Regions from separate parts of the Homo sapiens genome. Here region 1 is linked to region 2. The links are chromatin contacts, found by Hi-C or POLR2A ChIA-PET in ENCODE. All regions are on one chromosome and are shown on one strand. The core of a region is the stretch at or near the end of the contact, and the rest is flanking DNA. Distances in the headings are between cores, read along the strand shown. Region 1 holds the start of LINC00222 (long intergenic non-protein coding RNA 222). Region 2 has its middle 38 kb from the start of LINC00222.

Region 1 (7,157 bases), core at 1,968-4,467, 37 kb before region 2:
CCACATTTCAAACAAAAGGAATTAGGAAGGATGAAATGGCAAACAAGGCTTTCCTAGAAGTCCCACCCAACAACTTCTGCTTTTATCTTCTGCAAGAGAACTCATCTTTTCACTGGATACGTGCTAACCAGGATAACACTGGGGCTCTCTAAGAGAGAAGGTGAGGATGGATATCGGGTAGGAAGCTAGCACTCTCTGCATGGGGCTTTCCAGAGAGATGTGTTTAGAAAAGAAGTTGCTGTCTGAACTGGTCCTTCTGGGAGAGCTTGTTATGTGAAAGAGCAGGTATCTGAGGAAGCCTCAGTTTACCCATGAAACTGACCTCTAGGTCTCTCTCACTCTGAGAGAGGTGAACTGGCTTCTGTTCTATGAGTGCCCCTAGTTCCCAAGTCAATTTGATTAGGAAAGGAGAGGATTGGGAAATGGAAATCTCTGTAAAGCAGTGGATTCATTCCTTGATCAAAGGCATGGTGGTTGGCAGCAAGCATAAAAATATGAATGTGTATGTTGACAGAGGAGGCACCCGGCTACTACTTGTCAATGTAGTGAGGCAGGGGATGGATAAAGAAGACATGCTTCTGAACCTTCAGAATCTTACAAATTAGAAGAGAGAAACACAAAACATGAAAACTAGAAAGTAGGCCAGGTGCTGTAATCCCAGCACTTTGGGAGGCCGAGGCGGGTGGATAATGAGGTCAGGAGTTCGAGACCAGCCTGGCTAACATGGTGAAACCCCGTCTCTACCATAAAAACAATACAAAAATTAGCTGGGCATGGTGGCAGGCACCTAAAATCCCAGCTGCTCGGGAGGCTGAGGCAGGAGAATCGCTTGAAACCAGAAGGTGGAGGTTGTGGTGAGCCAAGATCATGCCACTGCACTCCATCCTGGGCAACAAGAGCGAAACTCCGTCTCAAAAAAAAAAAAAAAGAAAGAAAACTAGAAAGTTATACAGGCTAAGTGGAAGTCAGCGCCTGGCACAGAGAAGGGGGCAGTCATTGCCACTAGGATGCTCCCAAAGGATTTCAAGAGGAAGGGGAAGATGTGAGGCTTGCTGGATGACCAGGGGGATTATTGAGGGGCCAGGGAGTGGTGGTATCACCTAGCCACACAGCGGGGCTCCCTCAACTGGCAATTGAAGCAGCCGTTGGCCTGAATTTCCAAGGACCACCATGGATTCCCAAACAAAATGTCATCCCAATGTTTCCAGCTCTCTATCCAGCCTTGTAAAACAAAGATGTGGAATTTAACAAGATCCAACAAAAACTGTGGAAGGGCACAATATATAAAAATACCATAGCCAAGAATCAAAACACTAACTTCTGTCACAGGAGGGGGAAAAGCTCTTGCAGATGCATGGGGGGATGGGGCTGAAGAAAAGGGGACATTTGTTCCAGGGCTTTCTTCAGATTTGGGAGCGAAAAAGGCTAGCAAGACAACAGCATTCTACAGAGAAGCCAAGTGGGGAGGTATAAGGGTGGCTGGTTTTTCCTTAAGTCTACACGTTTCCAACTGCTATTTCATGCTTCCAGCCGTTACCATATGTTCTCAGATTTTAAAGTCACAATAAACGTCAGGGTGAGCAGCTGTGGAATAATTCACACTTTTGTTCATTTTCCAGCACCCCCCATCAGATCCCATTGCTTAAATAATGCCCCACCCTCCCACCACCTGTACATCAAGGTCATGGTCCTCCTCTATTAACAGCAGTGAGAACAGCCAGTTTTACTCTTGCGGGAAGTTGGCAGAATTGCAAACTTGACTGCTGAGCTTCGGATGGGTCATGAAATTTTTAGTCTCTAAATCTTGCTTTTCCAGGGGTTAGATATTTAAAACATTTCTTCTTCCTAATGGTATCTTTCAATCACGCAAATTACCACAAGTACACAAGAGCAAAGACGATCGCATTCTGTGTCAGTGTTTTGTTTGCATTGTGAGAGGCTGATAATGTGGGAGGAAGTTTGTGTAGTGACTGTCTGGGTTCAGATCCTGGCTCTGTCACTTATTTGCTGTGTGAATTGACAAATGTAAACTGATTAGTATGGTGCCAGGAACAGATGCTATTATTATTCAGCAACTAGCCTGAATGTAATCATGTACTTGTTTACCTTTGTAGCTTCTTAAGGGCTAATCCTTAAGGGTTAAATGCTGCAGGGATCTGTTATGTGTTTGCCCAGTTAAGTTCTGGGCAAGGAAAAGGCCTGGGTGTTCTGCATGGCTCCCTTCCCTCTTCCACCTATACATCCCATAACCAGCATCTTCTACAGTGCAGGGGACAGGCCTACTGGCCCATGGTTAGTTGCTGGCCCACCTGTGAGAACGCAGGAAAGTCTGAAAGACGGCAGAATTGAGAGGCCTCAGTTTGGAGCTTTTCTTTTTACTTCTCTGCAGGGCTGGTAGGATTGCAACCTTACAGAACTGCAGTCTATCAGAGGCATCCAATTGTTTGTACATCTGCTCAAAAAGCAGCTTGCTCTTGGGGAAAGAGATGAACAGGCCTGGCCTGGCCCTTTGTGACACCAAAGAGGCTAGCACTGCTCTTGGGAGCCCTGCCCAGTGGTCTGGCCTTGGGAGCTGCCAGCTACACGGAGAGAGTTGGATCCTCTCCACGTAATGAAATTGACTCAAAAAGAACAAAGTTGCTCTCAACACCTGCTCACCCTCGCACAGCTCTGAAGGCCAAGAGGGGAATGGGTAATTGCAGACCACAGGCAATGACAGAAAAAGAAGGGGGAAAAATCAGCAGCCACTAGTTTAGCATATTCTCCTTCATTTCATGGGGGGAGATCAATGCAGACCTCACCATGCCTGTCTCCAGAGAGCTGGAAACAGTGGAATGGCTCAAAGGGCAGCAGGAGAGAAAGGACTGAGGGATCTGGAAAAGCAGCCCCAGAATGGTCTCCTTTTTATGTAAGCTAGCTTGGAATGGGTTTCTATGACTTGTACCCACTCTTATTTGCAATACATTTTGTGAGAAAGGCAACATGGACACCTTGGCACAAGAAGAACAGCAGTCCACTCACCATTTCAGAAGAGCTGCAAGGTGGCTTCAGGGTTCTTGGGGCACCAGAGGCAGCCTAGCCCCAGTCACCCACGGAGCCCTCCAGCCTACTTTTGCTCACTTTGTTTGGCTGCATTGCCCAGCAGTGGCCAACCTCCATGGAGTCCACATGATCAAACTCACAGAAGGCAGCAAAGATGGGGACACTAGGAAAGGAGGTCCTCAAAATTGAATCTTCCTCTTTCGCTGACTATTGTAATCACACCACTAGATGTTGCCAAATGTTTGTAGAAGGCACTTCTCCTGGTACCTGCCCAGCTCACACCCACAGGATGGACAAAGAATGGTCAAGTTTATTCTGTGTGACCCCTATCCATATTCATGACTCACTGGACAACACGTGTCCACACCCAGCCCAGTTGAACCAACTGAATTAGGACCTGGCGTAGACGTCTGGGCTCATGGCTTGAATGAAGGCTATGTAGTCACAGGAGCCATGGGGTATCCCTGCTTGGCCCTGCAAGCCAGAACAATGGAAGCCACTCTGGAGAGAGAGAGACAGAGATGAAAACAGATGGAAAAGCAGCGAGAAGCCACGGGAGTGAGCTGCCTGCATTCCCCGCTCTCCAGACCCGGGTTCTGGATCCAGCCTCACCTCCTGCCATAGTTTCCGAGAGGTATCCCAGTCTCCTTTCAACTCAGTGTCTTCCTTTTTGCTTACTTGATTGGGTTTCTATTACGTGCATCCAGAATAGTTTCCACTAAGGCAGTGATTCACAGTTTACTGAACGCTTTCACATGTTATCCTGTTTGGATTTTGCTTCGCACGCTACTCCAGGGAGAAGGCAAGGGAGGCATCATCATCATCTGCATTTTATGGTCAAAGACGTCCAGGCAATGACTGCTCAAGGTCTCCTAGGCAGGGAGGCAGGTCTTTGACCCAGACACAGCATCATCTCCACTGCACCACACCCTCTTGACATTGGAGGTGTACTTCCAGGAAAAGGGACTCTGGCGCCAAGGTATAATTGGAAGAGAGATGCTGCATTCCTAAGCACAAGCGCATATTTCAAGGGGAAAATAGGAGCTTCAGCTTGATAATTCATGCCACAGCTTTCATGAGACTGACTCTGTAAACAAAGTGTATTGAGAACGGGAAACCAGGCGTGGAATTTGTGGTGGAGAATACTCCCCCTTATAAAAATATGTGAAGCTTATAATATCATATTATTTTAGCATTTGTCATACTTCTTTCTCTCTTTCTCGAGGGCACCAGTGAACAATGGACAGGTAGGTTACATTTCTCTTCTCCACCTTTGCCTAGTCATCACTGACAGTTTCCACCCAAAGTAGATTAGCTAGGAAACTGACACTCTTGCCACACACACATGTGCATGTGAATGTACTCCAACACACGTGCACACACACATGCTTGCTTGTGGATACCACCTTCTAAAAACAGCTCTATTGAGATATAAATTCAGATACCATATAATTCCTTCATTTAAAATGCACACTGTGATTTTTGGCATATTACATCATTTAAAATGGTTACATAACATACAACTTGCCATTTTAACTATTTTTAGTGGTATTAATTACATTCACAATGTCGTGCATGACATTGCAATACAATCATTAAAACCATCTATTTCAAATGGATGCTATTTTTTTTGGTCCCTCTCTTTTTCCCTTTCTCTCTTCCTCCTTCCTTTCTCTTATGTTTATTTTTCAGTTTTTTAGGAGACAGGGAAAGTCCATCTCGCCTCCAGCCCTGGCCTTCCCCATGCATGCAAATCCCCACTGCTCTTCTTGACACTCCTCTACTTATCCAACCTAGGCTCAAACTGGAAGGCAAGACCTGATCATATGACCTGATCATATGTGAGTTTCTGTCTGCACCCAAGTCTCTAGGACACAGAGGGAACATCTTGCTTCTGGGACATTCCTCAGGTGCTGAGCTCCCCTGCCTGAAGGGAGCTGCTTGAGGACTGAGCTGTGCATCTTCATTCTGGACCCTGGTCTTTGCTACAGGGGCTCAGTGATGTCTGCAGAGTGGCCTTGGGGGCCCCTACATTGTCTGGCCCAGATGCAAGCGCCTGCTGATGTTCCACAAGGAATCTCTCCCCAGACCAATGTTAGGTTTGGATGTTTTCTTCTTTCTCGTCATCTCCTTTGCTTCCTGTTACTTTTTACCCTCCTAAAAAGTGTGAAGAAAGAACCTGCTGAAAATTCCATCTGATTGGGTCTAATAAGAGCTCAGCATTTGATGCTTTCCCCCATGGCTGGTGGGGGAAAGTTTGCTCCTGAACAGTGTTAAGTTCTGGACCCTTACTTCTGTGTTCTAGGAGGGCAACCCCCTTCCCCACCCACCCAGTAATCCACTCAGAGGGAAGAGAAGGAAGGATGAATGGCTTTTCAGAAGAGAAAGCACAGTTCTCAAGTGGAGCCTTGGGTCTCTCTGCATAGGACTGACTGACGAGCCTATCTGGAGAGCTCCTACTAAGCCCAGTCTCCTGTCTCCTCCACCACCAAAAGGCATCCTTTGGTGATGTCATTACTGTCATTCACCGTGAATATGGACAATCAACAGCCAAGGATCTTTTGTGTAATTAAATGTACTAGCTTGACAGCTCCCAAATGAGGGGGTAATAGTTACTGGATGTAAAGTGGCTTTTCTCTAATCCTGAGTGACGGCATGCTGTTGCTAGGTGCCTGTTTTTCTGCCTTTCAAATACAAAGTGACTAATGGGGTATATTTCATAACACATCTGCAAGTATGTAGTTCTTCTTATACTTCGATGCCCTTTAAAATATTATTATCTGCCAACATTTGGACTATGTGCTTATATGCAAATTAGACATAATAAAGGAAGAAGGGAGAAGTTCTTTGCTCTTGAAAAATCATATTTATAAGGTTAACGAGATTTATATATTACATCAGGGAACTGGGGTTAGAATGCAAAACTTTATCAATGTAACTTGGCAACAATAAAGATCCTCTGGTGTTTTCCCCTGTATGAGATCAAAACTTTTTATCTACACTGAGGTTTAATTAGATTTTTTAAATTCTCACAAAATCAAAATACATAGGATCCAACTTCAGGAACAAATCAGATATTCTAAGTTGAATGTTTTTGATTGGCAGTGCCAAGAACAGGAATAGTGTTTTAAAAACATATCTCTTTGCATTTAAAAAATCAAGTTAAACCTTTCAATGAATTATCCATTTAAGCCAGGAAGGCGGGTACTCCTATTTTCTGGATAAAAAGGAAAATACCAGGAGAATTCAATCTAATAAAAGAAAATTCACCAAGAAAGGAAGGATTTACAAACACACACACAAATGTACACATGAACTACTTTACAAACAAACAAGAAAATATTCTGGATCCAGTTTGCTCAAATAATGGGATATGATCTAGCAAATATTCTGTTTATAGGGAATTCTGTCTTGATCTTAGAGCATGTATCTAGTACTAAAATAGAAGCTTAATTAAGTTTGTACTTGCTGAACAATCAGATATCAGCAAAATCTACTCAACACGAAAGCAATTCTGATGAGTAAGTTATTGGTGATGACTCAAAGGCACTTCAGGATCTTGCAGCATTGGGGATCATTATTATAAACATGAAGTCAGAACTATCTTTGTAGTCATGCACCAAGTGACAGAGTAACAGTTCCAGTTGATAGGAGGTTGAGTTCATCAAATTTAGATGTTCTTGAAAGGTTTCAAGCAGCCAGCAGTTGGTAGATTCACCCAGCATATCTAGGAAAGGGCAGAGTCTGTGTCAGTTTTGCTTCTTACTGGGTGCACCTTGGCATAGTCCTGGGCATATAGTACACATTGGATAAATGTTTGCTGAATAATATGAATGAATGAGTGAATAGCAGAAAGTTAAGCTGAAATTTTTCTGTTTGAGAATTTCTCCTCATGACCAAAGCTGAGATGTGAAACAAGTGGCCCCATATTCTAAAGAGAGATGCAGCTTACCAACCATGCAGGACTGGTTAAGAGTTGGCCAAAACAATAGATAGATACAGATAGAAGTATAGAGATGTGGTTTTGGATTGATTGTAAGGGATTTATAGTCAAAAGCACTGTGCATTTATTTTCCTTTTCCTCTCATTGAGTGAGGTGGTAGAGGTGGGCTGCT
Region 2 (6,480 bases), core at 1,306-3,805:
AGAGGGCAGCTCTCCCCACGCTAGGATATTACGAAGGAGTAACTGTCGACATGTTGTATTTACCGGTTGTCAGCTTGATTTGTTTTCCCGCCCCAGCCCCCACGACTCTGCCTGGGTCACAGTGGGCTGGTTCTTTTAAAAGCAGAGGTTGGAAAATGTATCGTATATTTCAAAATCGCTAAAAGAATAGATTTTAAACATTCTCACCACACACAAAAACAGTAAGTTGGTAAAGTGATTGATATATTAATTAGCTTGATTTAATCTTTCTACGATGTATACATATATCAAAACATCACATTGTACCCTATAAATATATACAATTATTACTTGTAAAATTAAAAATAAATAAAATTTTTATAAAGTTGAGTTGGGCCCTGAGAGGATGAGGCTCAGGCAGAGAAGAAAGACAGACGGCTGAGAACCACAGATGCTCAGGGATCAGGGATGTGTGGGAATCTGGAAAAGCACCTTTGAGAAGCTGAGTCCCGAGGTTCTGAATCTGGTGTCTGCAGCCTCTGAAGGGAACTCCTTTAGGCTTTGAGGGATGACACACTCTCTGATTTTTTTTTAAGCTAACATTTATTGAATATGGCCAACTTTGTTCTAAACATATTTCAAGTATTATCACATTTGATCTTTTTATGAAGTGGGTAGTACATTTATCTCAATTTCACAGATAAGGGAACAGTCAAGGAGGTTACAAAACATGCCCAAGGCCACTCAGCTAGTGCGCGGCTCAGCCAGTGTCAGATGCGTGAGCCTGTGTCTCAGGCCAGGCTGTTACTCACCACTTTATCCTGCCTCCCACTCTGTGACAATTGTTTGTGTGTGTAGTTGTGTGTCCAGGGCTCCATCCTGTTCTGGAAGAAGTCCCTGAGCCTTAGACGGTGAGGGAACACAGGACATTCTCCCAGATGTTTGAAGACAGCTCTCGTATCCCCACCTAAGCCTTCTTTTTTCCTGTTCCTCTTGTGATAGAGCGCCTAAATCCTTTAGCACCCAGCTTGCCCTGGCGTGGGATCACTCTGCCCTGCATCATTTGAAGTATAAGACCCAGAACTAAAACCCACATCCAAGTTGTCTGACCTACCCCATGCAAGCAGAATTAGGAAATCATTTCTGCCCATTGTTCCAATGCAAACACAGCAAAAGATAGAATCAGCTTTGGGGCAGCGAAACCCATTCCACAGACATGTGTTGAACCTCCACGTGAATGAGACAGCCCCTGCCCTCAAGCAGCACACAACCCTGTCAAGGAGGGCGATTGGTCATTTTAACAAAACGTGGTGAGTGCCACAAAGGAGCACAGACAAGTGTTCTGTGGCATCTCCAGAAGCTCAGGGGTGCAGCAGAGCTGGATTGTAAAGAGTGAATAGGAATCCTGAGGCAGGCAGACCGCTTGAGCCCAGGAATTCAAGACCAGCCTGGGCAACATGGCAAAACCCTGTCTCTTCAAAAAATAAAAAAATTAGCCGGGTGTGGTCGCACAAGCCTCTGGTTTCGACTACTCTGGAGGCTGAGGTGGGAGGATCACTTGAGCCTGGAAGTTTGAGGCCACAGTGAACCATGATCACGGCATTGCACTGCAGCCTGGGGGACAGGGATTCTGACTCAGAAAGAAAGAAAGTGTGAATAGGACCTCAGCTGGCGAGCTACAGGAGAAAGAGATGAGACCATGTGCAGAGGTGCAAAGGTGTTCAAGGACATGGCAAGTCTGCAGCCTGACACAGGATTGGTAGCCAGCTCACATCTGGAGGACCCCCTGCTGGACACTAAGGAGGGATCTGGCATCCTGAAGGCAAAGGGGAAACATGAGCTGCTTAACGTGGCTTGGTTCCTATGAACTCATATTGAGCATTTAGTCAGCTAAAATCTTTCAGCTGTGTCACGGGTTTGTTAAACCAAAGTCCAGAACTTTCCATTTATTCCACTTAAATTTCTGGATCCTATTTCTGGCATCCAAGCTGTTAATAATCCCCCCCACCACCCCCACCCCCGGCAAGCTGTGTCATCTGCCCTTTAAGTTATTGATTAAAAATGTCCAAAACACAGGGCTCAGAGCTGAGCCTTGTTGCCTACCACTAGAGACTTCCTCCGAGTTACTCTCTATCTGCATGTCTCAGGTTTATGCTTTCAATGGGTTGTGAGTTCTACTTAAAAGCACCTCTAGCTCACAATTAACCAATTTTGTCTACAAGGAAGTCACAAGAGACCTTATCAGCTGTCTTGCTGAAATCCAGATGTACCACATCCTCAACGTCTCCCTGATCTACCCGCCCTGCCACACCATTAGAAGAAGAAATGAGGTGACACTGACATGACTTGTTTCCAGCAGTCCCATGAAGCTCTTCGAAGATCTGTGCTCCTATTTGTAAGGGGCACAAACCGTTTAACAGCATGCACTACAATTTTATTGGGGCTCCCCTTCCCACTTATTGGTTTGTAGTTTGCAGTATCTAAAGTGTTCTCCCTTTTAAAAACTGGGACTTTTGCCCACTCCATCCTTGGGGACTGTCTCACATTTGTTATGGTTTGTGAAAGATTAACAATAGCTGTTGAGCAATCTCGACATGCTGCAGCTGAGGCTGAGCAGTCACTGGTCAGGGTGAGGAGACCTGGACTCCCTTCAAACTCTGTCATGTTTGTTGGGCGCTTTCTCACCAATCTTGGACCCCAATTCCAACTCAGTAGGGTTATTTTTCCCTTCCCAGACTGGACATCATTCTTGAAAGAGAAAAGGGAAACATGAGTTTGGCATTTGGTCATAGTCTCTTTAGTGTTTTGTCTTGTACGCTAAAGAGTTTGAACTTGATCTGGTGAGTAGAGAAGTCAATGAAGATTTTTTTGAAAAAGGAAGTGATGTGATCGTATTTTAGGTGGAGAGGATTAAGGTTTTGACTGGTTCACATCATTACTACATTGCTGTTTATCAACATCTAACACTCGCAATTACCTCTAAGCAGGAGAAGCAGTGCAAGATAGACTAGCTCAGGTTGATCATTTTATCAACCTGAAAGGGGAAGCAGCTACGTGTAGGATTTGGAGTCTGAGAGACCTGGTTTTAGATACCAGTTCAATTGCTCAAAGGCAGGAGAGCTTAAACAAGCACCTTACCACCTCTGAGCCTCAGTTTCCACATTGAAAAAAATGGGAATCATAATTGTATGACAGGGTGGTTGTGAGGCTGGAAACAATGAATGTAATGGGCCTAGTACCACAGACAAAGTGCTCAATAAATGCTCCTTTGTCCAAATCCTTCATCTTTAGGTGTTGTGATTACACAGCAATCACGGTGCAGGATTCCCCAGCACCCCTAGACTGGGGACTTATTCCTGAAGCAGCCTGAAGAGAGTGGGGCCCTGATTAGACAGATGTGGGCTCTCAGCTGTCTGCAGCAGGCCCATCAAGGCCCCACTCCTGAGTGACCTGCAGGGGAGGCTGGCACTGAATTCCTAGAGTCCCAATCTCTCATCCCACCCTAATTAGCTCCACCTGGGTGTGTGTTCTCTCAGGAACTGCAGGGTTAATAGCTGGAAGAACCAGTTTTAAAATGCACCCTAAGGAGTTGGTCTGGAGCCTGGATGGGAGGCACCAGCCCCAGAAATGGAATGTGTCCCAGGGCCCCAGCCCAGGGCACCTGTAACTTCCTGCAGATGTGGCTGGTCACCTCCCACACACTTGAGCACCTCCTCCCATCCAGCTGTGGGCGTGCAGAGAAGGAAAATGCAGCATGCATAGGGGAGCGTGGTTAGGGAGGCACTGGCCATCCCATCATCCTACTGTCATCCCACCTGCTCTTAGGTTAGCCTTCCATGGCTGAGCAAAATGCCCTCTGGCCAGAGAAAGGCCAGTTCAGGCTGTCAGCTTCTCCTGGCCAGAAGAAGCCACGTTTTCACTGAACACATTGCCACCCAGATGCCCAGTTTTTTTTGGGGGGGGGGGGACAGGGTCTTGCCCTGTTGTCCAGGCTAGAGTGCAGTGGTACAACCATGGCTCACTGCAGCCCCCATCTCCTGAACTCAAGCAATCCTCCTGCCTCAGCTTCCCAAGTAGCTAGGACTACAGATGTGCATCACCACACCCAGCTAATTTTTGTATTTTTAGTAGAGATGGAGTTTCACCATTGGCCAGGCTGGTCTTGAACTCCTGACCTGCCCGCCTCAGCCTCCCAAAGTGTTGGGATTACAGGTGTGAGCCACTATGCCCGGCCTGATTCCCATTTCTTAAATGTGACATGAATTCTCCCACACATACATGCTTCAATCCTATCAAGAATCCCTGAACTCCCTAAACACAAACATAGCATGGGGCAAAATGCCAAGGGCTTTCATAGGATGGCTCTGTGCCTATGGTGTGGGTACTATTACTACCCCTCCCTCCCCCATTTTACAGATGAGGAGGCTGAGGCACTTGAGAAATCAGGTACTTCACCTGAGGCCACATAGCTAAGTCAGTGGCACAGACGGGATTTGAACTCTTGTAAGCTTGCTCTGCACTATGTTCTAGTTCCTCTCTTGTGATAGAAAGTCAGGGACTTGGAGACCTGGCGGAGATAACTGCCAACCACTGAGCCTCAATTCACTTTCTCTGGAGGCCCAGTGGCGGGGCCTATTATTCTCCAAGAAAAAATAACCGCAGACTCTCTAGTGACTGTTTAATCTGGGCTTCTAGGACCTCTGAAACGGAGGGGAGGCAGAGCAGAACTTCCCCCACCCCCACCCTGCCCCACACACGCACAGACACCCAGACACACATACCTCCCATTCCTCCCTTTGGGTCTGGGCAGCAGCCACAGCCTTTGGACACTGCATCCTTAACTATGTTTTTTTTTTTCATTTTTTTTTTATTGTGGTAAAAAATGTAAGTAGCATAAAATTTACAATCTTAACAATTTTAAAGTATACAGTTCCATAGTGTTTATTGTGCATCCAATATCTAGAACTTTCTCATCTTGCAAAACTGAAACTCAACACCCACCGAACAACTCCGCATTCTCCCTCCCCACTGCCCTTGGCAAACACTATTCTACTTTCTGTGTCTTAAATTTGATTTGAACCTGGGTTTAAGGGTTTCATTCAGAGAAACGCTTCCTGCGTGAGTCGTGTTTTCAGTGGGTGGTGAGTGGAGACGTTAGTGATGGCAGAATGTAAGCATCCTGTGGGCAGAGACTTTTGTCTTGGTCACCTTTTCCCCAACACTTGGCACACAGTAAGTGCTCAATAAAAATGTGTTGCCTCAACAAATGAAGAATTGAACAGCTTGCTAAGCCCGTGGAAAGCAGCCCCTCCAGGTAAACTGATCTGTAACTATAGCCATTTGCAGACTTCAGGGTCCTAGATTTGGTGGTGAGCAGGCTTTTCCGCTAGAGCCCCAGCCGCCCCTCCCTCCCTGCTAATGCTCTCAGCCACCCCTCTATTCCTGTCACCCCTCTCTCTTGAGAATGACTCTGGATTTTGTCATTCTGACTGGGCTGACAGGGAGAATGCTTTAAAAGTTTGAGAAGTGATGCCTTAGAGGAAGGTTTTGGCAGCTGGTGATAAATTGTCGACCTTGCTTCCAGAAAAAAAAAAAAAAAAGCATTATCTCTTTTCGCTCCTCACAAGGGAGATTTTTAAGAATATCAGCACTTTTTTTGTGTGCAAACAGTGAGATCCAGCAGTTTGCAAACCACACCTCCAGGTAAAAAGCCCTTCGAGATAGGAATGAGAATGAAGGGATCTCACACAAATACAGACACAACAAAGGTCGTTTCTTCCAGTGTGGAATTAGCAGAAGGAAGCAACTTTGAGGAGACAGCGTGTTAGCCCAATGCCACACTTTGATGTCCCAGTCAATAAAGACTCAGGGAGGCAGCACGTGCTGTGTGCCCAAGCTCTGAGTATTTTGTACATAATAACTCAGTTCATCCTCCCATCAGTCTCGAGGGAGGTAGTGTCACACCCATTGTACGGAGGGGAAAACCAAGCTACTAAGAAGTTAAGTTGCCTGCCTGTGGTCACATGCCTGGCTGGGATTTGAATCCAAGTGTTTGGTTCCAGAGGCTGGGCTCTTAATAGCAAACGATGCTGACTATCTTTACTCATTTACTAAATTGTTTATTAATTGGTAACAACCATACACAGAGAGCCCACTGCGTGACAGGCCTTACTGCCAGCAGTAAACAGAACAGTCCTCACCCGCCCAGAGCTTGCAGTCTGGGACGTTAATTCCATGAGGGGACGTGTCTTGTCTGTGAGGGCAGCCCAGGGAAAGGGGCAACCCAGACCCACAAATCACCAAGCCAAATTCAACTTCACCTCATGATGAAGACAGTCCTGACAAACAACTTCTTGGAGCCAAAATGTAATCTTCTTATTTGAGAAAAACAGCTCTAAGTGAAGGTGTGTTTTAATGATGGCTCTGGCCTCAGGAGGAGGTTTGGAACACCAACCTGCTGTGAGGCTGTTGACTCTGTATACAGTATACAGTATACAGTGT

The links. Hi-C counts contacts between places; a loop is a spot of excess contacts on that map. ChIA-PET counts read pairs that join two places held with the same protein, here RNA polymerase II (POLR2A). Pooled maps may share reads with other maps.
Region 1: a map of ovary shows a loop between it and region 2 (2.3-fold over the local background). The contact joins the promoter of LINC00222 here to the enhancer-like site in region 2. A Hi-C loop is called at or near these places in 7 of 168 maps with a recorded cell type or tissue (HepG2, ascending aorta, gastrocnemius medialis and 4 more) and 2 of 50 pooled maps. POLR2A ChIA-PET finds 5 or more read pairs at or near these places in 6 of 52 experiments (PC-3, PC-9, WTC11 and 2 more).

What each region holds. Positions count from the first base shown.
Region 1 is chr6:108,747,714-108,754,870 of GRCh38, reverse strand. LINC00222 (long intergenic non-protein coding RNA 222) reads right to left here and starts at 3,217. Exons shown (of 5, transcript NR_033376.1): 1 at 3,022-3,217. LOC107986629 (a long non-coding RNA gene) reads right to left here. Exons shown (of 2, transcript XR_001744280.2): 2 at 5,889-6,769.
Region 2 is chr6:108,710,291-108,716,770 of GRCh38, reverse strand. No RefSeq gene overlaps it. Among named protein-coding and RNA genes, the nearest start is that of LINC00222, 38 kb to the left of the region's middle. Within about 2 kb of position 2,555, at least 3 of the 41 ENCODE cell types and tissues checked have a DNase peak (open chromatin) inside an H3K27ac peak, as active enhancers do; they include ascending aorta and heart right ventricle, where a contact is called at or near this core.